Regions from separate parts of the Homo sapiens genome. Here regions 1 and 2 are each linked to region 3. The links are chromatin loops, found by intact Hi-C in ENCODE. Cell type or tissue: PC-3. All regions are shown on one strand. Region 1 has its middle 24 kb from the start of SERPINB12. Region 2 has its middle 20 kb from the start of SERPINB13. Region 3 has its middle 16 kb from the start of SERPINB3.

Region 1 (8,000 bases), 160 kb before region 3:
GATTAAAAAAAAAAACAACAAAAAGAAAACACTGTTTGATTGATTGATTCATTATTTATTTTCTTGGAGTCTTTCCAGATACAACAAAACTAATACCATTCGTTCAAGATACCACGTAAGATAGTAAAATAAAGTACATCTAGGCATTGACTTAGGATCTCTGAGTGTGGGAGAAATATTGGCTGCTGCGTCAAAGACCGAGGCCTTGGTCTTTGAGGTTCACAAAGCCCCAGGGCTGCCAGGTGGTGAGGTCAATAGGAAATGTCTGAAATTAGAGCTTGTGTGTTTATGAAATACTGGGTCACGCAGGCTGAGGGGTTCTGTGAGCATATACAGAATAGTCTGAAGGCACTTGCGGTTTTATCAGTTAGTGCATGGGGGTAAATCTGCAGCTGCTTATTTATTTGGTAACAACTTTTAATTTTGCAGTAAACCCTGTTGACAACATTGAGCTTAAAAAAAAAAAAAAAAAGAAAGAGCATATTTAATGAAAAACCAGGGGTGCTGAATTTGCTTTTCTCCTGTTGACGATGTAACTTGGATTAAAATTTCCCATTAACCACGGGCTGCACTGCCATCACTGACCACATGAAAACCAGAAATGCTAACCTGCTGGAGAAGCACGAGGGTCTCCTCCAAATGTTACAATTTAGCACATCTGGCTGCAAAGGCCTTCCATGCAGCCCTCTGGGAAGTGTGATGTTTCATTCAGATCATGTGACTATTGTCCAAATTAATTAACTCATTCTAATTCCAAGTTTTTCTTATAAGAATGACCCCAACAGTTAAATGATGTCAGTTTTATGTCAGTGTCATGAGCTGTTGCCAATAGAAAATTATTTATGTTAATTTAAATAATGGTTCCAATTTTCTTTTGTGGGATTTACAAAACTTCTGGAATATTTGTCTATTAAATGAGAAACATCTGACACTATTACGAATTTAATTGTAAATTTAAAGGTTCATAATTGAAGATAATACTTATTTCTATAGTGATAACATAAATAGAAATTTTGGTAATGTCAGTGTTTTTTTTCCACTTTTCAAAAATATGCATTTATTTTTCATCATTTGTTTCTCTACAAAAGGAAAACAATGTCACTGTTATAATGAACACATTTTCTTTTCTAAATTAAAAAAATCCCCTAAGTCAGCAATAAACTTGGAATTGGTTGTAGGGCTCATAAAATTCATAATTGTGTCCAAATACACTGTTATTTTACAAAAATAGAGGTTACAGTTGTAAAAATGTATGAACATTTATTTATTTTAGAAATTGTTTTTCCTTTAATTTTTTACATTGACATATAACAATTGTATATATTTATGGGGTATAGCGTGATGTTTTGATACATATTATGTGTAGTAATCAGATCAGGGTAATTAGCATATCCACCATCTCAAATATTTATCATTGCTTTGTGTTGGGAACACTCAATATACACCTAGCTATTAGAAGGCCTGTACTATATTATTATTAACTGAAGTCACCCCACAGTGCTATAGAACACTGTAATTTTGTATTTTTTAACAAATCTCTATCTCCCCTCCATCCCTTACTAATCTCTAGGGTCCTCTGTACAAGTTTTTAAATGTATGTACAGAATAATTGCAGTTTTTTGTGAAGCCTTCATCAGTTGGGTTTTAGAAGTGTCGGAATCTTTGAAAAACTATATTATGAATCAACTCATGTCCCATATTAGTATTAAAGTTTTGTTGTTTTTAGTAAACCAATCATTTACCTTTTCATTGCATTTCCCCTCAAAATCAGTTGGAAGTGTCTACACAAAGCATTTATGAAACAGAGCATAAGAAAACCTCAGCTTTTGCTGCTTTTAGCTAATTAAAATTATCAAAAACAAAGCCTGCAGACAGGACGCCATATAAATTAATCACCAAAGAAAGAAAGAGGGAGCTGAACAAATTTAAGAATAAGAGTTCAAACGTGTGTGATGTTTAATTTTGAAATTCTATAATTGCATTTTGGAATATTTCAACTCGTGGGAGGGATCTTTTGATAGGATTTGTACTTTTAATTAGACAACTTCATATATATATGTATTTTTTACCAGTACAGAATGAAACCAAGGTCCTCAATTTTGCACTTTCTAAACTTGGTGAAATGTTCAAAATAATCATAAACAGATAACTTATTTGACAAGTTCCGGCTTTTTGAAAACATTTTCTCTGAATAGAGGCAAAGAAACCATAGCTGTGACAATATTAGAGCTGGATTATTTAAGAATTAAATTATGGAAAAGTTTTAATCAACAATATCCCTTATGTAGAATTTGCTCTGAGCTTAGCAGGTATTTCAGCATCTACTGAAAGACTATCTTCTAACAACCCCAATTTCGTTAATCATAAAATGAGCTTTGAAGAAGATTTCTGGCAATTTTATAAAAGAATTAAAAATAATACAGCACATTGAGAAACTAAATTCTTCGGAAAAATTGTAGTGACAGCTTTGGAGACCAGGATTTCTAAAATACCTGAGATTATACAAGAATAATGATTTTGTTTGTTTGTGTTTTTTTCACACTGAGATAACAAAAAGTTTTTTCACATTTTGCTTAGTGTGTACAGATACATGCTATTTTATTTTATTTTTAATTAATTAATTATTATTATTTTTTGAGATGGGGCTGGAGTGCAGTGGGCGATCTCAGCTCACTGCAACCTTCTTCTCCCGGGTTCAGACGATTCTCCTCTCTCAGCCTGCTGAGTAGCTGGGATTACAGGTGCATGCCACCATGCCCGGCTAATTTTTGTATTTTTAGTAGAGACAGGATTTCACCATGTTGGCCAGGCTGGTCTCGAACTGCTGACCTCAGGTGATCCACCGGCCTCAGGCTCCCAAAGTGCTAGGATTACAGGCGTGAAACAGTGCGCCTAGCTAGACACATGCTATTTTAAAAGAGAATTTTATTAGGGCCGGGCGCGGTGGCTCACGCCTGTAATCCTAGCACTTTGGGAGGCCTAGGTGGGCGGATAACCTGAGGTCAGGAGTTTGAGACCAGCCTGGCCAACATGGAGAAACCGCGTCTGTACTAACAATACAAAAATTAGCCAGGCGTTGTGGTGCACACCCGTAATCCCAACTACTCGGGAGGCTGAGGCAGGAGAATCGCTTGAACCGGGAGGTGGAGGTTGCAGTGAGCTGAGATTGCCCCACTGTACTCCAGCCTGGGCAACAGAGCGAGACTCTGTCTCAAAAAAAAAAAAAGAGAATTTTAGTTTTGAAAACTTTTTTTTTTGTATAGAACGATTTTAAAGGTCCGCCGGTAAAATAAAAGCAGCTGTCAATTCAGATTTCATCTATCTATGCAACTTTAGCTCTATAACTGTAATTATTTTTGATGCCCTTTTCCCTTTCAGAATTGTCCTGGTGTGGAAGAATAATTATATGGTCGCGCTCTCTATATAACAGGGCGGAATAGTAAAAATGCTCTCCAGAAAGGAGCTTTTCAGGTTTTCTTCATCTCCATTGGCCTCAGGAGAGGTGTTATTTTTGCTAGGTATGAAGTTTTTTCTGGTTGTTGTCTCGACCCTGACACCATAGAGTTTGCTTCTTTGTCTGGGTGGATGTCAGGGCTGAGAAGGAAACAGCTCTGTCACTTGAGAACTGGCTTAATCTGTGGGGAAATCAAACTTAGTCTCTATGTTTCCTCTGTAAAATATTAACTGTTAAGGTGCCTTCCGACTCAAACGCAATGTTATCATCAACCTTTAAGAGAATCGGTCACTTCTGTTCATTTTCTCTTCCACTAGATGGCGCTGTCCGTCACATTATAACAGTGCTGCTCAGGGCCTGGAACGGTCAGTTGCTACAGCTTTTCTTTAAGGTCTGTGAACTCCCGCCCTGCCTTAGACCTTCTGCCCCTGCTGCTATGGGGACGTTGTTGAAGTGCTTTCTTCTCCTTGCCACCAAGACACTCTGCAACATTCCTTAACGTTTCATTCTAGGCCACCTCCCCAAGCTTAAAAAATTTGTTTATGGTAAGAACGGTTAATATGAGGTGTAACTTCCTAACTAATTTTCAGTGTACAACAATATATTATTATCAGCTGTAATAATAATAACAATATATTATTACAGCGTTGAACAGCAGATCTCTAGAATCTATTCATCTTGCTTAATTGAAACTTTACTTTCCGTCTTTCTAGAACTCACGTTGCACCCGGCGTGACTATGATTTACCACTCACAGTTCAGGGTGGGGACACTGAAATACGAGGCTCATAGAGTCTGGTGGTACTGGGTCTTGGTGAGTAGGAGCAAGCAAGGCACTGCCCAAAAGCACTTCTACCCGTATGAGCATCCGTCCACAGGTAAGACCCGGGGACTCAGCCCCAACTTACCTGATGTGGCTCTGTGAGCACCAGGTGTGTGGGGCCGGGAGACAGGGACCACCCTAGTTTAGCTTCCTTAAGACCTTCAACAGTGGCTCTGCAAAGTGCTTATAAAAGGAAAAATCAGTGGAATGAATCCCAGGGCAGCTGAGATCTGCTGTGGATCTACTCTGTACCAGCCATGTGCTAGATGCTTGATATACACAACCACATTTATGTGTAGCACAAAAACCCTGTAAGGTAGGGACTGGTACTTTGATCCTCACTTTGTTTCTTGAACTTTCGCTAATTGTTCTTTGCTTCTGCCTCAACTCCGCCCCTTCTGTCCCTCTCAGTCTGATATACCAATGGACTGCCCTCCTAGCTTGGTTTCCTAGATTCCAGTACCATTTGGTGCATTATTGCAATTAACTGTTGAAAATCATGAGCCTCTTTCATGTTAGGGAACTAGGTCTTCTGGGTGGAATCCAGCCCTGAAGGCTGGGAGTTGGTAACTTTGCCATGTGTTTCTTGTTGTCACGAGATGCCTCATCCCTCATTCTAGGAGTCCTAAAAATTTCATATGTCTCAGCATCTCCTGAGAATTTTGTTAAAATGCAGATTCCACGGTCCCATCTCTATAGGTTCTGACTTATTATCTAAGGTAGGCTCGAGAATGAGTATTTTGAAATAAGCATCACGGGTGATTCTGAGGCAGTTTCCAAGGATCCTGTGTTGGGAAACTCAGCCCCGTGGGGCTGGCTCATTGTCATGGATGCCCTGTCTTGGTGCCTGCTTCTTAGCTCCCTGCCTATCTCTAGAACAGGTACCCCATGTGAAACGCGCTCATCAGGAATCTGTCCCTTTGCCCCTGGGAATCTTCTGTAGTCCAAACCAGGGCCTTCACCCTCAGCTCTGTTTTCAGGTGTGAGGCTCTTGCTCTTCCTCAGAGACAGGTTCCATGAGTAACCTTTTCCTTTCGGTTGGGCCTACTCCCTATAAGCAGGGCATGGCCTCACACCCAGTGCAGGCTTGGTAATGCCTTAATTGTGGAGCACACAGAGAACAAGTGTTACCAGGACGGGACAATGGTGGCAGGAGCCATGCTTCTGCCCAGCCCTAGAGGATGATGACGATTTCTCAGGCAGGTTAAGGGTGGGGTGGAAGCTATTTCTAGGAAAGGAAAAGCAAGAACAGTGAAAGGGCAAGGTGTGTTTGGGAGCCTAGAAGAGGCTGTGTAGCTGAAATGCATGTGTCAGTGGAGAATGAGTCACAGATGCATGGTGGGGAGAGGCTGGACATCCACCCCCAGGAGATTGTCCTTCATGCTGGCTGAGGAGTCAACAGGTGTCCTTGCAAGGGGGAGACAGACTGAATGAAATTGGGGGACTCAGTAGGAGAAAGAAAAGCTGATCAGAGGCTGTTGACTCTGATATAGAATAAAAGTAATGAAGGCATAAACCAGGACAGTGGTAGAAAAACCAGACCACAGAGGAGAAAATGTAGAGAAGTTTGATAGGTAGAAGCTAAGCATCTTGAAGCCCAGTTGTGGGTAGGGGTGGGTAAACAGGAGAAATCAACAACTAACATTTTAAGCTGAAGTGAATAAACAGATGGTGAGGCCATTCTACAAGACAAATAGAAGGTGTCAAACTAAGTAACACATAGAGAGGGAAACTCTCCAAAAGAAAATGATATTTATTTCGCAGTAGCCTTGCAATAGGAATATGTGCATCATAGTAAACTAACTGTGTGTATTCAAAGAGGTTGAGGCAAGGAGAAATTTTTAAAGGTAAAATAAGGAGGATTACATAAGTTGTTTTGAATTAATTATCCTTGGCTACAAGAATCAATACCAAGGGTGGCATCAGTCCAATGTTAAACAGGCAGTTGGTGGACAGATGTCCTTGTATAAGGAATTTTTTTGTGTGAGGTTGTGATGTCCTTTGTGCAAAGTTATGGCTTTTGCAGAGTCTTTTGTGATACTTCTTGTTATCAGGTGTATGTGTATGAAAAAAATCCCTTCTTGCCTTCTCTGGCTCCATTTTGTCAAGGCTTGACATAAATGACTCCATTTGATTCTGACAACGTTCACATTTCCCCCTTTTGATCAAGATTTTGCTCTGAAAGCATCAGCGATCAGTCATCTTGATAAGTTTTGGTTATCCCTCAGTGTCAGTGTGGACCTGTCCCAGGTTGCTGATCTGATCCTCTGTTGGAGAGAAGTGACTGGTGACTAGGAGTCCGGGTCAAAATTCTTTTAGCAACATTTGAGCAACAAGGGAGGTTTGGAAGGAGTGGCTCTTGACTAAGTCGACCTGGAGTCCATTGTCAAGTTCAGTTTTTGTCTATTCCATAGGCCTTGGCTATCATCTCAAAGCACTGGGCCAGCATTAGTCTGCTAGGATTGTACTTAGCATTATCTTGCCCAAAAAAAAGGTAGGCACAAGCAAGGGAAAATTAAGAGGGGTAAGAATCTCATTATGCTGGGAGTTTTGTTCTGTCGCTGTGAGAAAAGCCATCCACAACAGTCAACTGCCTATACCTCGTCCTGGTTTGGAGTCTGAACACCTCCAGTAATGGAATTAGGTGGTCTAGTGAAGTTTTGGTGTGACCCATACATCAGGCATGAGACTTGTCCCTTAAAATTCATTTAGTTTCAGCTACAGGGCTTCAGGAACAGACCAGTTATCGTTCTTAGTTGGAGCATTGCAGCTAGATATTGGAGGAAAGTAAGATAATTCAGAACCTAGTTCAGTCTACAGGTAGATAACCAGAACTCAAAAGCAATAGGTAGGACTACAATCTAATGAAAAGCGTATTATAGCTATAGAGAAACATAGTTTTTCTCTCTATAGTAATCCTGATTTTTATCACAGATAATCAAAATAAGACTAATTTGTTTGTAAAATAAGTTTAGTTTTTATCAAATTTTACCTGATCATTTACATAGTGTGACAAGAGTAATGATTGACCACATGGTAATTTCAGATTAAAAAACCCCTTGAGGCTAGAAAACCGAATCAAGGCAGACTTCAGACTTTGTCTGCAGGACGTATAAACAACTTAAAACTAAAATCTAAGTCAAAACCTTGGTAATATAACCAACACTTGCAATTGTATCCTTTTATAAAAAGAGGAGATTCTTATTGCTAGAAAAATAAGAACATTCACAAATAGTTTCCAAATTTTGGAGGGATCAATCAGCAAAAAAAAGTAAATGTTTCCACTTTTGTTCACAAGAGTATATTTTACCAAATTGCAAGCTGTAGATAAAGAGAAAAATGGTAAAGAGAAAATTTCTTTAAATCTGGGAAGCAAAACATTTAAATAAAGAGCCAATAGTTTTCAAATAAAAGCCATAAAACATAATCTTTATCAGTTATTCAATTTCATGTAATTAATTTTTTGTTTTGCTTGATCTTGATTAGCAGTTTCACAAATTCAACAGTTTCTCCTTTAAAGTTGAGGAAAATTTTTATTCAGTCCATCATCTAAACATTATTAGAAATCTGCATTCGAGAGTACTGGTTAGAATCTTTGCCATGAATCTGACTGCAGATGCCTTTAGAGAAGAATCAAAACAATAACTGTGGATGACAAAAACTTAGAATAACCATGGTTAAAAATCTGGAAATTGATAAGAAATTTTTTTTTTGTGGCATACAA
Region 2 (8,000 bases), 70 kb before region 3:
ATCTGAGTTCCAGATCTGAGTTCCAAAATAGAGATTCTCTACCAAATTTCTAGGCTCTGATATTCCCAACATTACAGTTTGTTCCCTCACTGTTGGAGTGGTCCTTCTTGTCTACAGTTACTTTGTTTTGTTGCTTCAGGGTTCCCTAACACCTGTTTATGAATTCCTCATGTTAAATTCATTCTGTTGCAATACCTGGTGTGAGTCCTTTTTTCCTGCCTCATCCCTAATTAATGCACATATGTTATTTTCAGTATTTTAGCATAATGAAAATTGCTGTTCTCAGTTCCTTTTGACATTTCACAACATCAGCTCCTCGAATATTATTTTTGGAATATTTTTATATGCTGTTTATTTAAAACATTTTCTTCTGCCTGGTAACAATTAAAAATTATTTTTAGCTATAAATATTCCAGGCAAACAGAAACAAATAGAAAACAATATGATCAGCAGATTCAACGGATAGTTACATTTTGCATATTTGTTTCAATTTCTGTTTTCAAAGACAGGAAATGTTACATATACAGCTAAACCCAATTCTGTACTTTTTCTATTCCTCAATATTGAAGGTTAATCACTGTTCTGAAGATGGTGTTTGTAACACCAGTTATGCTTCATACTTCTGAGGTAGGAGTCTGGACATGACTCAGCAGGCAAGACTCAACTCTGGCAGTGGGGTTCAGACATCAGACAAATTGAGGACTAGCTAAAACAGGGAAGAGTTGGAAGCACCTCTCCAGAAGACATGCCCACCAGTGTGCCATATCAGTTTACCCTTGCCATGGCTACACCCAGAAGTTATGGATGAAGCTGCTATGGATGAAGCTGGAGGACATTATGCTAAGTGAAAAGTAATACACAAAAAGAAAAGTACTGAATGATCTCACTTAAATGTGTAATATAAAAAAGTCAAATACATAGAGAAAGAGAATAAAATGGTAACTATCAGGGATTGGGGAGATGCAGGGAGAGGGAGAAAAAATAGAGAGATATAGGTCAAAGGATCCAAAGTTGAAGATATGTAGGATGAACGAGTCTAGAGCTCTAACGTACAAGACAAGGATGATGGTTAATAATAATGTATTATATATAAGATTTTTGTGAAAATAGTAGATTTAAGGTGCTCTTGCCACACATACAAAAAGGATAACTATGTGAGATGACGGATATATGTTAATTTACTTCACTAGAGCAACCATTTCACTGTGTACATGTATATCAAAACATCAGGTTGTATATAGAGATATAAAATAAAAAAGTAAAAAAAGATTGTGTGTTTAAAATGATATTCAAAAGAGGACATTTAAACAAAAAGGAGTTAAAATAATAAAATGCTTCAATACAAAATGTTTTAAGGGAATTTAAAAGGTGGGGAAGTATTAATTTTCATGGGCATTTTGTTGAATGACACCTCTGATGCTCAAGAACTGGAGAATGAGGCTCAAAGCTGGAACAAAGAGTCTTTAAGTGCCCTACATTCATAAAACCCCTGAGTATTGCAACAAGACACCTCGGGCTTAGGATGAAAAGGCCAAACCAGCTCTTCTGCTTCTGACCAGTTAGATGGCCACCCCCTTCTCAGTCTATTAAAAAGGGCAGGAATGAAGCAGTGGAGGTGATTCATCTGAGTTGTGAGTAATAAGCCTTTAGCAAGTGCAGTGAATGAAAATGCAGTAACGATGGGCCAACAGGTAAACAGATACAGCAGGAGTATTACTAACCACAGGTACAGTTCAGGGCCTTCATCAGTGCTTCCCCCACCAGCTACAGATATGAAGCCCCTTCATTCCACACTCCCTTGACCAAATATTCAAGGTCTCTTTCTTTGGGTTTACAAGTGTCCACAATGGAGCTGGGCATGTCCATAAGTGGTAAAAGGAGGATATCAGGAAACAGTCAGGTGATATAGTTGAGCAGTATCCTATCTGGCAAACAGCAGAGGAACAGCTGTTTAAACCCTCTCTTGGTGCCACTTGGCTCTAATCTGGCAAGGTTGTTAATCAGTTCTAAAGGACCTCGACTGGTCACATGGCTCAGTCCTGGCCAATCACTGTCTGTGTTCAGCCACAGTAGTCTGTCTGAGGGATAAGAATGTGGCCTTGGACTTCATATAAACATGATGGGACTGAAGCCCTCTTTCCTTGGGGTTACTAGATGGCATAAAGTTATCTACGTATTTCCTGAAGTCATATACTGTTCTTCTCATGGTGCAGGAAGCTTTCCCTTATACAGTAGAAGAAGATGAGACCAATACTGAGAAACAGTGCCAAGGGATGAATCTCATTTTCGCCACCCACTGACACACACATACATGCGCCCACACACACACACACACACACACACACAGAAAACCTGATCCACTCTGTTTCACAGTTCTACCAGCCAGCAAATGTCTGTAGTTGGTTAAGCTAGTTAAAGCTGGGCTTCAATTCTGGGTACCTGAAGAAGACTGGGGAATACACAGCATCTTTAGATGAAAACTTATTAATAGCAGCCAGGTTGGAATCTGTTTCTAAGGGATGGCTGGAGTCCTAGTTATTTTGGGGAATTGACTGAAAAGATTTCCACTTGTTTTACATACGGGGAGCGGCGGGGGGGTGGGGGGGGGGTGGGTGCCAATGGCACAGCTAGCATATTTTTAGAGAATTTAAATTTTGCCTTATAGTTTGCCTAGATAGAAAACCATCTATTACAGGGAGAATAAGAAAAGTAAATCTGAGAGTTAAACCTTAAAATTTTTTTCAACTTTGGTAATAGTTTTCTTTCCTTTTTTTTTTTGGAGATGGATTCTCACTCTGTCGCTAGGCTGGAGTGCAGTGGCACAACCTCGGCTCACTGCAACCTCAGCCTCCCGGGTTCAAGTGATTCTCCTGCCTCAGCCTCCTGAGTAGCTGTGACTACAGGTGCACACCACCACGCCCAGCTAATTTTTTGTATTTTTAGTAGATATGGGGTTTCACCATGTTGGCCAGGATGGTCTCGATCTCTTCACCTCGTGATCCACCCGCCTTGGACTCCCAAAGTGCTGGGATTACAGGCTTGAGCCATCGTGCCCGGCCTTCTTTGGTAATAGTTTTCAAATGAATCTCTTGCTTCTTGTTTACATCTGAGAGATGGTTTATGAATTGTATAATTCACATCTGCTTCAAGGTAGGTTGGTAATATTTCAGTGGGCACATTATTATAATTGATCAAATTCTTTGGATAAGAATGCATTTATTAATAAACAGAAACATCAGAGTAAGCTCTGAGCATTCTTTTTTGTAAGACAATTTAGGGCAATGTTGTGTTGGCTTCTATGGTGATAATCACATTTACAGAAGTATTTGGGTCAAATATAAACTACTGCCCATGTTACATTCTTTGGAAGTGATCAGCTTCTGAGGAAAGACAGAGTGGCTGGTGTTGTGGAACATGTGGAATATGCATGAGAGGTCCGATGGGGAAATGCTTACAAATGAGGACTCTGGAATCGGATTACCTGAATTTGATTTCTAGCTCCACCACCACTTAATAATGTGACTTTGAGCAAGCCATATAACCGTCTCTATCATAATTTCTTCATCTGTAAAATGGGGAGATCACCCAATAAAGTAATGCCTTGTAGGGTTGTTTTTGAGATTAAATAAGATTGTCTATACGAAGTGCTTAAGAAAATGGCTGGCACTTAAAAAATTCTCAGTAAATGTTAGCTGCTGCTTCTTTTTCCTTCTCCTTTTCATCGTCATCCTCCTCCTTCCTCTATAATTGTTTATAGTAATTGAATGCAGTAATTCTATCAGTCTGTGTCCCAGCAGGAAAGAGATGATGTATTTAACTAGGTTTTTAAAAGAGAATGTTCTTTACATAAATTTTTATTTGGAGTCATTTTAGATTTGCAGAAAAGTTGCAAAGATAGTAGAGTGAGTTTTCATATGCCAGTCACTCAGTTTCAGTTTCTGCTAATTATTGTCGTGCATTTATCAAGAATAAACCAACATTGGCACATCACTGTGGCAAGCAGAATGCTAAGATGGCCCTTAAGAGTCAAGGCCCTTGATCTATGCACACCTTCTACTAGTTATTCGATCAAATGATCCCGTGGTTGTTGCTGTGAAGGTATTTTGGAGAAGTAATTAAGGTCCCAATCAGTTGACCTTAAGATGGAGAAATTATTAGAGTGGACCTGACCCAATCCTATGAGCCCTTTAAATCTTGGTCAAGAGGTGAGAGTCAGGGAAGTCAGGGAGATGCAAAGCCTGAGAGGGTTTTGACAAGAGTGACATTCTCCTGCTAACTTTGAAGATAAGGGTTCCAATAGCAAGACTCAGAGCAGCCTCTAGCTGCTAAGAGAGGCCGTGCTGACAGCCAACCAGGAAATGGGGAGCTCATTCCTGCAATAGCAAAAAAAATGAATATGGGGAGCAACTCAGATGAGCTTGGCAGTGTATTCTTCTTCAGAGCCTCCAGAAAGGAGCACAGCCTGGTTGATACCCTAATTTCAGCTTCGTAAGACACTGAACAGAGAACTCCATCATGCTGCGCCCAGACATCTGATGAGCCAATAAATGCACACAGCTATGCAGGTGTGAGCTAATAAATTTGTTGTAATTCATTATGCAGTAATAAAAAACTAGTAAAATTACTATTAGCTAAGCTCCAGACTTTATTTAAATTTTATCATTTTAAAAAATCAATATTATTTTTCTGTTGTAAGATACAGTACAGGGTATAACTATGCATTTAGTTATCATGTCTTGGTCTCTTCTGATCCCTGGATCAATGACAATTTCTCATGCTTTCCTTGTTTTTCATGACCTTGGCAGTTTTGAGGGGTACTGGGCAGGTATTTTGTATTTTGGGCTTGTCTGATTTATTTTCTCATGATTAGAGAAGGGGTATGGGCTTTTGGAAAGGATATCACAGAGGTGAAATGCCTTTTTATTTCATCATATGAGGGGGTCCCCGATATCTACATGACATCACTGGGGTGTTAACCTTGATCACTTGGTTAAGGTAGAGTTTGCCAGGTTTTTCCAATGTAAAGTTTCTAGTTTTTCCTTTCCATACTATACATTATTTGAAAGCAAGTCATGAAGTCCAGCCCACCTTCTTAGGGGAGGGTTTAAGCTCCGCTTTCTGAAAGGGAGAATACCTGTATTATTTGGTATTTTTCTGTAAGGAAAAATTCAGGAGTATGTAAAAAAATTAATAATCAACTTTGTTAAGATATAATTTATGTAACATAAAATGTACCCATTAAAGCCTAGGATTTGATGAGTTTTGACAAATGAATACAGGAATGAAAACACCACAGTGACTAAGATACACAACACCATCCTCCAAGTTTGCTGCTTCTGCTTCCCAGGGAACCACGCATGCAGCCTTGGCCCAGCAACCTCTAGTCTGCTTTTCATCGCTACAGAGGAGATTTGCCATTTCCAGGTTTGTGTGTTTCTTGTTTTTTTTTTTTAATTTTTTAATTTTTTTATTATTATTATACTTTAAGTTTTAGGGTACATGTGCACAATGTGCAGGTTAGTTACATATGTATACATGTGCCATGCTGGTGTGCTGCACCCACTAACTCATCATCTAGCATTAGGTATATAGAGACAGCATCTTATTCTGTCACCCAGCTTGAAGCTCAGTGGTGTGATCATAGCTCACTGTAACCTCAAACTCTTGGGCTCAAGCAATCCTCCTGCCTCAGCCTCCCAAAGTGCTGGGATTACAGCCACAAGCCATCACACCTAGCCAATTTTCAGGTTTTATACAAAGGGAATGATATAGCATGTAGCTCTTTGTGTTTGACTTCTTTTGCTCAGTGGTATGTTTTTGACATTCATCAATGTTTTGGGGATGTCAGTAGATTGTTACTTTCTATTGACAAGCAGTATGTCATTATATGGAAAAGCGTATTTTGTTTATTCATCGATGGGCATTTATGTTGTTGCCAGTGTTTGGCTATTGTGAATAACTACTATGAAAATTTGTGGGCATAAGTTTTGTGTGGGCACATGTTTTCATTTCTTTTGGGTAGATACTTACAGTGAAATTGCTGGGTCATATGATAAGTGTAAGCTTCGATTTGTAAGAAACTGCCAAAGTGTTCTCCAAAGAGGTTCTATCATTTTATATTCCTATCAGCAATGCACGAGCAGTCCAGCAGCTCTGTGTCCTCTCTAATATTTAGTATGGTCAGTCTTCTTTATTATAGCCATTCTACTTGCTATAATTTAAGTAGCATCTCATTGTGGTTTTAATTTTTGCATTTCTTTTAGGACTAATTATGTGGAGCATCTTTTCTTATGCTTATTGGCCATATGCATATCTTATTTTGTGAAATGTCTGTTTAAATCTTTGCCCATTTTAAAATTATTTTGCTGATTTTCTTACTGACTTGTAATTGTTTTTTAATGTATTCTAAATACAAGGCCTGTGTGAGATCCATAGATTGCATCTTGATAATGTTTTCGAAGAGTGGTTTTAAATTTCCGTGAAGTTTAATTCTTTAACTTTATTTTATGTTTTCTACTTTTCTCTGTATTAAGAAATATTTGCCAATTTTAATTTTGCTAAAACTTTTATCCTTTTTTTCTAGAGGTTTTATAGTTTTAACTTTCATATTCAGGCCTATGAGTTATTTTGAGTTAATTTTTGTGAAGTAAGTGTTGGTGTTAACTGTTTTCTATGCAGATATTCAATTGTTTTAGGGTCATTTGTTGAAAAGACTCCTTATTCTAATGAATTAATTACCTTGGACACTTTGTGACATGTAAATATACAGGCTATATCTGAATTCTTCGTTTTTCTACTAAGCTGTGTCTATCATTATCTCGATACCACACTATCCCTGATAATAGTCCTTGTCCTGAAATTTAATTTGTCTGATATGAATGTAACTACTCAAGATTTCATATGTTAGTGTTGGCATGGTATTTTCTTTTTGCATGTTTGATTTTTATCTTAAAGGTGCCATTACATTTAAAGTGAATTTTCACATAGACATCATATATTTGGATGCTATAGTCACATCGTGAAGACAGGATAGATCCCCTCACCCACCTAAAATTGGTTGAATGTTGTGGCTGATGATGCTACACATGCACCAGGAGAGTATGAAGAGATTTATTACTCATGTAATGAGGCTTTCTGGAGAGAGCAGAGAAGATTCCCAAGCAGGCTTGAGAGAGTCAGGAGGGTCAACTGGCTTTGGCTTTTATTGTGGTTAGGGGCTGGGGCTGGGGCTGGGGTGAGGGTTTCTGTAATGGTCAGGGCTTGCTTGGTTTGAACTACCCGCAGGTACCAAGGGAGGAACCTCAGGGCTTTCTTCCCAAGCACATGTGGATCAGAGGGAGAGAGAGAAGGTGGGGTTTGATGCTGTCAGCAGTCAACCATCAAAAGTGGAGCCAGGCTCCATTACATTGGATACTTGCTTTGTAACGCAGTCTGACAGTTTCTGTCTTTCCAATAGAGTGTCCAACAGCATTTATGGTAATTATCATTGAGCTTGGGCTTGAATTTGCCATATTGCCATTTATTTTTTCCTTGTCTCATCTGTTCATTGCTCCCCTCTTCTTCTTTTCCTGACTTCCTTCTGACTATTTTAGTATTCTATTTCATCTCCACTCTTGGCCTACTCATAGCTGCTTTACAGGTTACAATATTCATATTTAACTTATTAAGGGCTACCTTCAAACAATATTATTCAACTTAATTTTTAATGTGACAACCTTACCACAGTGTACTTCCATTTCACCCTCTCATCCTTTGTGCTATGGTAGTCATTGATTTTATTTCTACATTTCTTATAGCCCCTGTAATACCTTTCTATTCCTTTTGCTTCAATTAGTCACTCATATTTTAAAATTGAGCAAAACATCTTTTATATTTATCCACATATTTACATTTGGTGTTTCTTCATTCTTTTGAAGTTTCTATTTCGTACCTACTGCCTAAAGAAGTCTTGGGGGAGGCCAGGCAAGGTAGCTCACACCTGTAATCCCAGCACTTTGGGA
Region 3 (8,000 bases):
CAGGTGATCCTCCTGGCTCGGCCTTCCAAAGTGCTGAGATTACAGGTGTGAGCCACCACACCCAGATGATAGAGTTTCAGTTTGAGACAATAAAGAAGTTCAGGAGATGGATGATGGTGATGGTTACACAACATGTGGATGTACTTAAGACCACACTGAAAGTACACTTAAAAATGGTTAAAATGGTGAATTTTATGTTCTGCATATTTTACCAAAATTTTAAAAACTCATGAAAAACAATCTCTTTGGTGACTTACTAATAGCTTCCTGATAATAACTTCTGTGCATCAAAATTTATTGTCTCTCACTGAAATTTTGAACCTATTTGTCTCTGTTGACCCCTCTTCCTCGGAATTCTGTATTTTGTTCTCCGGTACATCTCTGACTTCCGGTCTTCAACTCCTTCTCCATTGCCACCCCTTACATGCAGACATTTCCCAGGCATCTATCCCAGACGTTCTTCTCTCATTCTCCTTGGGTGATCTAATGGATTCAACCTGGAAGTTCTGCCATCTGTTTCTCTCAACTTTGCGCTTTTCCCTTCCTTCTTTCCCAGCTCTGTGCGGTAACCCTTCTCTGACATCTGCCATCTCCACTCCCTTAATTCAAACTTTCTCTTCCATTTGGTTTGGATCGATATTTAACATTTTTAAAATTGATTGGTATTTAACATTATTTTTATCAGTCCTTAGTGAAAAATGTGTTCTGTAACTTTTTTATCATATCAGAACAATTACCCTGCTTCCTCTCCTTCTGTTACATGGCTCTGTGAATATTTCTGTAGAACAAGTGCTGTTCTTTGGAATGCCTTCACATAACCACAGCGCTACATTATCCTCTATGCAACAAGTCTGGCTGCAACCAGGAATCATTTTTGGCTGCTTGACATTTTGATCAATGCTTCTTGAGGACCAAATGGGATCCAGGGATGGTTACATACTATGTTTGATTGTCTATTTTTAAGGGTTCTTCAGTGATCTTTTCTTTATAAAATGGATTCTTAGTTATTGTCTATGCCTAAACGGTAGGCTAAGTGAGAAGTCTCTAGCGCCTTGCCTGAAGTAGGGACTTACTGACAAATGAGGTTTACCAAGGTCTATTTTAGGTGAGAGGTGACTTGTTAAGCGCCATCCTCTGAGCCAAATTTCTGAGCCAGTCACCTCATCACACTCTTCCCATCTCATCGCCTCTAGAACCAGCTTCTGCTTTCCTGGAAATGGTCCTGCCTTTAACATAACTTTCTCCAGGACTTCCAGGAACAGCCACCATTACCCCCTTCAGTCCCTCAGTTGCCCAGGCTGGATGAAACCTACTCCTATACTTATGAGTACTTCTCTGTTGCTGCATGAGAAAACTCCTGGCCTTGACCTTGTCCCAGGGGTGTCATCTCTAACATCATGTACATTAATTATAGTTTATGTTAAAAAATTGTTCCTGAAAACCACTGCATTAAATTGAATATTTGGTCAATATTTGTTTTGATTTATAATATTATTCCAGGGATGCTTAGCTTTGCTTCTTTAAAAGTTACTACTTTAAAAAAATTACCAAAATACTAGAAGCTTGCCATAGTAAACTAAAACTGCAGAAAAGTAGGTAGGAAAATGTGAGAGGGGACTCCTCTCCTACAGGGCAGTGGTGGGAGTAATGACAATTTTCCATTCATACCTCAGCCTCCTCCAATCCTTGACTTTTGTCAAATTGCATCCCTCTGCAAACCAAAGCAAAAGAACATCTACAAGAGCTACTGAATACTCTACCTGGTGTTTTTTTTTTTTTTTTTTTGCCAATGAATTTAAATGTGACAAATTCCTTTCTACTCTTCTTAATACTTAACCCTAGTATAAGAAAAATACCCAATCAGGTAAAGCAGTATATACTATGTGACTGATTATTTTAAATTTAACTGGGATGTTTTACTGAGTATATATTTTTAAGCTACGTTGAATAAAACCCATTACATTTTATAATTTCTTTCAAGAGTGCTGTGTATTATTTAATAAGTATATAAGAGCTATTTTATCAAATAAGATAGTTTTTATTTATTTATTTTTATTATTTTTATTTCACTTTAAGTTCTGGGCTACATGTACAGAACGTGCAGGTTTGTTACACAGGTATACATGTGCCATGGTGGTTTGCTGCACCTGTCAACCCGTCATCTAGGTTTTAAGACCTGCATGCACTAAGTATTTGTCCTAATGCTCAAGTAAGATGACAGTTTTTACCATGAAATGTTTACTCATATCACAGGCCATCTTTATTATATTTTATCTTATAAAATGATTAATGTTTTAATCTCCTATTATTAAGATCTAAGATGCTATCTAAGATGCAGAATCAATACATTTTAAAAAGTATTTTGCCTACCAAATTGTCCTGAATGAAAGACCACAGAAAAATTTTTGTTCTCATTCACTTCATTAAGAGATGCAACTACAGAAAAAATTAGCTTTTATGTTTAATAATTATTTATCAAAATTTAAATATATATATTTTCAATTGTACACTAACAACAAGTATAGTGATAACTGAATCCAGATGAAACTTTTTAAACATATAGAAAAATGACCATGGGTCATAAGAACATTTTGTATTTTAAATGCATGTACGTACTTTCATTTCAGAGAAATATGGCAAGGTTATCAATAAAATACTTTCAAATGTAAAAGTATATTAAATTAGAAGAAAATTCTTTGGAGGAAGTGAAGTGGAAATATAACACCGAGGTAAAAGGAATGATGTAAAATATCTGAATGTTCAAGAGGTTTTTCATGTGTATTTCATAGGTTTTTCATGTGTATTTATTAACGATGGTGGATCTCACATGGTTAGATTTCACTGCATGCATGTAAAGAATGATGGAACTGTTTTATTTTAAAACAACAGAACTCACAATTTGCCTGAATTAAATCATCTGCAATTATTTATATTATGGGCAACATTTTAGCTATCAGCTTGGAAATGTGCAAGGAATATATGCTTTTCATAAAAATAGAAAAAAGTTATAGCGTGTTCTTGGGCAAAGGTTTCAGAGATCACCTGTAACTTGGTGTGGTGCAGCACATTGCTGGCCACACCGCCTGTGACACCGTGTGGCAGTGGCTGCAATAGCACTTCAACAGCACAAGACTTCCTGGGGACAAGAAAGGGCTCTGGCTTTTTCACTTTAAGGCAACAGCAAGGCTGAAGATTCCTCTCCTCATCCCTAAAGTTATTAAGGGGGAGAAGATCATGGGAGAGAGAATAACATCGTTCCTCAATAGCATGGGGAAGGAAGCAATTTCATCTGATTATGAAAAAGAATGTGGACTTATTTAATGATATAGTTTTTGCTTAAGTTTACCCTGGTCTTTCCCATCAGAGATTCTCTGTGTGTGATCTGTGGATCCCTGAGAGTTTCTGAGACCACAAGAACACAACCAATTTTATAATAATACTAAAACACTTTTGCCTTTTCCACTGTGTTGTGATTTGTGCTGATGGTGCAAAAGTGATGGCTAGGACTACTGTAATTTAGCATGAGGTAGGGCATGTTGGCTCCAAACTGGGCTGGTAGCCATGGATTCCTCACTGCCACACATATATGAAAACGTCATTTTTCACTTCTGAATGTTCTTGATGAAGCAATAAGTATTGTAGATTTTATCAAAGTTCAACTCTTGAATACACATCTTCTAATATTTGGTGTGATAAAATGGGAAGTATCTATAAACATCTTTAAAAAACTTGGAAATACTTATAGGTTAGCAGGAAATTGCCAAAAAATGTATAAGGAAATTTTCTACCAGTTTCCCCCAATAACAATATTTTGCACAACTATAATACAAATAGAAAAACCAGGAACTGACATTCATGCAATCCAAAAGACTCTTCAGAGGAAGGGAAGAACTTCTCAGGGTTTAAAGGATGAATAGGAGCTCAACAAGTGGTTAAGTCTGAGATGGCATGCATTACAGCAAAGGGAGGAGACACGCAAATTGTGATGGGGAAAAGCAAATAATTCTGTTTTGCTAAAGCAAGAAATGCAGGAAGAGACACTCACAAGGGTGATGAGACTGGGAAGGAAAAATTGCCTAATAATGAAGGCTTCTTGTGTCATGATGAAAGACCTGAGTTTTTTTTCTGAAGGCCCTGGGGAGCTACTGAAGAGTTTTAAGCATGTGGGTGGTATGAATAGATCTGTATTTCAGGATAATAACTACAGACTTTTTTTTTTTTTTTTTTTTTTTGAGAAACGAGGGACCAGTAGTAACAGGGAGTAATAGGAAGCCCATTAGGAAGGTTTGCAATAATGTATCTAGGTCATGAGATTTTGAGCTAACGCAATCCACGGAAGGAGGAATATTTAAGAAGCAAAAACTACAGGGCTTGGTAGTGGATGAGGGAGGTAGGGGAAAAAGGAATCTAGGATGACTCACAGATCTCTGACTTACGTGGTAGGATTTAATGATGGTACCATTCACTCACATGCTCAGTTTGGGAATATTTGAGTTTAGCTTTTTAAGAAACATCAAGATGTAGGTAGCTGGTTTTGCTAGTACAGAGTATGGTAAAATAATCAGATTACAGATACATATTTGGATGTCATCTATTTGGGACGTTGTTAAAATAATGTGAGTGGTGGAGGTCACCCAGAGAGAGAGAAGACATAATATAATAATAAGGAAGCAAAGGATGAAAACTAGGGGAAAACTAGATGTTGGAAAGAGGAAAAGGAGTTGGAATGGTGCACTGAGGAAGATGAGAGAAGAGAAATGAAAGCTAGAAGAGAATGTTCAGCATACTAAATGCAGCAGAAATGTACAGTACAGCAGGTACCCAGACATTTTGGTTTCAGGACCCCTTTAAGCTCTTCAGAATTATTAAGGAAATCTCAAAGAACTTTTGTTTATGTGCATTTTTCTAATGATATTTACTCCATCAGAAATTTAAGCAGAAAAAGTTTAAATATAAACTTATAAAATAACATCTTAATATTAAAAAACATTACAACCATTGCATGTTAATGTAAATGACACATTTTTAATTTAAAAAGCTATGTTTTCCAGTATACAAAAAATAGTGGTAAAAAAGGCATTGTTTTACATTTTTACAAATCTCTTTAATGTTTGATTTAGTGTAATTATGTCTTGCTAGATTTATGTATCTGCATGTGCCTTCAATCTGTTGCAATATGTTGTTTTGGTTGAAGAATATATGGCTTCACAGAGATATGTGGTTTGAAAATAAAGGAGTTTTTTTTTTTTTTTTTTTTTTTTTTTGAGACAGAGTCTCACTCTGTTGCCAGGCTGGGGCACAGTGGCGCGATCTTGGCTCACTGCAACCTCCGCCTCCCAGGTTCAAGCAATTCTCCTGCCTCAGCCTCCTGAATAGCTGGGACTACAGGCACGTGCCACCACGCCCAGCTAATTTTTGTATTTTTAGTAGAGATGAGGTTTCACCATGTTGGCCAGCATGGTCTCAATCTCTTGTCCTTGTGATCCGCCTGCCTCAGCCTCCCAAAATGCTGTGATTACAGGTGTGAGCCACTGCGCCGGGCCTAAAGGAGAATTTTCATAAAAGCCTTTTCAATTAACCGTGATATTTCCTTCTTTCTTTCTTTTTTTTTTTTTTTTTTTTTTTTTTTTCGCAGAGTCTCACTCTGGTGCCCAGGCTGGAGTGCAGTAGTGTGATCTGGGCTCACTGCAATCTCTGCCTCCTGGGCTCAAGTGATCCGCCCACCTCAGCCTTGATCTGCCCACCTCAGCCTCCTGAGTAGCTGGGACTACAGGTGTGCACCACCACATCCAGCTAATTTTTGTATTATTATTATTTGTAGAGACAGGGTTTCACTATGTTACCAGGCTGGTCTCTAACTTCTGGGCTTAAGTGATCCACCTGCTTCAGCCTCCCAAAGTGCTGGGATTACAGGTGTAAGCCACTGTGCCTTACAGATATTTCTTTTTTATACTACACCAACATTCAAAAAGTGGTCTATGAAGCCAATTGTTGGAACAGAGAAACGGCATCATACTGGAGCCTTTAATGAGCAACATGCTTGGTGAAATGTTGGATTAGGAAAATAATTTAACCACATGGAAGAAAGATTTAAAGGGCACACTATTATCTTGGCCTGACCTTTAAATTAATAATAATAATAATAATAAAAATAATAAAAAATTATATCCATGGGACTGTAATACCATAGTTTTGAATTTATATTACTGAGTTAATTTGAGAACTGTCAAGCTAAGAAACTGACATAAAAAACAATATGATATACCCCCCGAGTTCCTGACAAAAACAAAGACAAAACTCCTCCGAAGAGCATTTCCTCAGCCTGGATTGCACAGAATTCTTCCTCTGAAGATAAGCTTCCAAATGTAATACTGCAAAACACTGGAGGAGGTGATCTCCCAAGACTTGCGTCAGTGAACAGAGCAAACAGAAAGATTCAACTTTCCAACAGCTTCAGATAAGAGAATATGATATTTTCATTCATGTAATTAATAGGGCTAAACAAAATGATTAAACATATAAAAGACATTAATGATTAAGTAATTAAATATATACAAGGTAGAATCAAAGCCACAAGAAACTCCAAGACTGGGTAGCAGGAAGCACAGTGATGGATGCCCAGCAAAGAGGAGACTGAAGGTGAAAGGCAAGCAGGAGGGGGAGCCGGTAGGTAATTTACCCTATCGAATCCTCAGCTGTGTGAGAACCAGCAGCAGATGAGAGGGCAAAGGTGCCTCACTGCACATGGCCCCATGAGTCTTAACTGTGCTTGAGAGTGCATGGACAGTCTAGTCCAGACTTAGTCAACAGTTTATCTGTATCCAACAGAAAATATCCTTCCTGGGACTTGTCCTTCCCATCCTGAGTCAGCCTGTCTTTATACAGCTATTGAAAGTGGAGGTAGTATATTCTCTGAAGAGCAGTCTTAAACAAAAATATTCAAAAGCTTGAGTTAAGAAAAGATCAGCTTGCAATATCAGAACATACTGAAATATACCTGATTGTTTGAATGATGGATGAGAAGAAGCTTCTGAGTCACCTCCTTTGAAGTTTTCCAAATGAAGAAAGCATTCAGGTTTGAGTGCAAGAAAAGCCAGGAGGGAAGGCTTATGTAACACTCTTTTCATTTGTGTTAGTTAAAATTTTTGTTTTGATGAGTACTTGTCCAAAAGAAGGAAATCAGTGCATCAAAGAGACACCTACACTCCCATGTTATTGCAGCACTATTCACAATAGCTAAGACGTATAATCACCCTAATCGTCCATCAACAGATGAATGGATAAAGAAAATGTGGTAACTGTGCACAATGGAATACTATTCAGCCTTAAAAAAGAATAAAATCCTGTTATTCACAGCAACATGGATGAGCCTGGAGGATGTTATGTTAAGCGAAATAAGTCAGGCACAGAAAGACAAATGCAGCATGTTTTCACTTGTGTGTGAGAGCTAAAAAAAATGGAGGTCAGTGAAGTAGAGAGTAGAATTGTGGTTATTAGAGGCTGAGAAGGATAAAGGTAGGGGAGGATAGAGAGAGGTTGGTTAACAGGTACAAAGTATTAGCTAGATGGGTAGAATAAGTCTAGTGTTCTATAGCACTGTAGGGTGAATATGGTCACCAATAATTTAGTGCATATTTTTAAAAAGCTAGAGGAGAGGATTTTGAATGTTCCTAACACACAGAAATGACCAAGGCTTGAGGTGACGAATGTTAGCCAGAATGGATCACTACACATTGTACACATGTATTAAAATATCACTAATTAATCAAGTCTGTTTTGTACACTACTCTATACCAGTATAGTCCTAGGGTATGTAAAAGATGAAAAGTAAAATGAGACCAGAGTCCATGCTCATGGTGCTCAGCCACTCATTTGGTAATATCTGCCCATGAATACACATTAAATAAGTAAATAAGTAACTTGAGAGGCCAAGACATCAAATGTGTTTAGTCAATGTGCAAATATATCAACATTGATTCTGTGTGAAGGTGCCCAGGAAA

What was found. Hi-C counts contacts between places; a loop is a spot of excess contacts. Peaks named below come from ENCODE experiments on the same cell type or tissue, not always from the same donor. Only the 100,000 strongest peaks of a DNase experiment are listed, where the experiment ranks them.
Region 1: it touches region 3 in a loop (8-fold over the local background); 11 of 110 quality-filtered maps call a loop at or near these places.
Region 2: a loop joins it to region 3, with 14 times the contacts of the local background. A loop is called at or near these places in 5 of 110 quality-filtered maps.

The regions. Positions count from the first base shown.
Region 1 is chr18:63,514,854-63,522,853 of GRCh38, forward strand. It overlaps a transcript of SERPINB12 not described here. Among named protein-coding and RNA genes, the nearest start is that of SERPINB12, 24 kb to the right of the region's middle. In PC-3, CTCF peaks have their summits at 573 and 3,766 (motif pointing right); a DNase peak (open chromatin) is centred at 3,788.
Region 2 is chr18:63,603,371-63,611,370 of GRCh38, forward strand. No RefSeq gene overlaps it. Among named protein-coding and RNA genes, the nearest start is that of SERPINB13, 20 kb to the left of the region's middle. In PC-3, no CTCF peak of the experiment used is centred here; a DNase peak (open chromatin) is centred at 1,591; H3K27ac peaks cover 2,569 bases.
Region 3 is chr18:63,673,640-63,681,639 of GRCh38, forward strand. No RefSeq gene overlaps it. Among named protein-coding and RNA genes, the nearest start is that of SERPINB3, 16 kb to the left of the region's middle. In PC-3, a CTCF peak has its summit at 3,094; a DNase peak (open chromatin) is centred at 3,102; H3K27ac peaks cover 4,038 bases.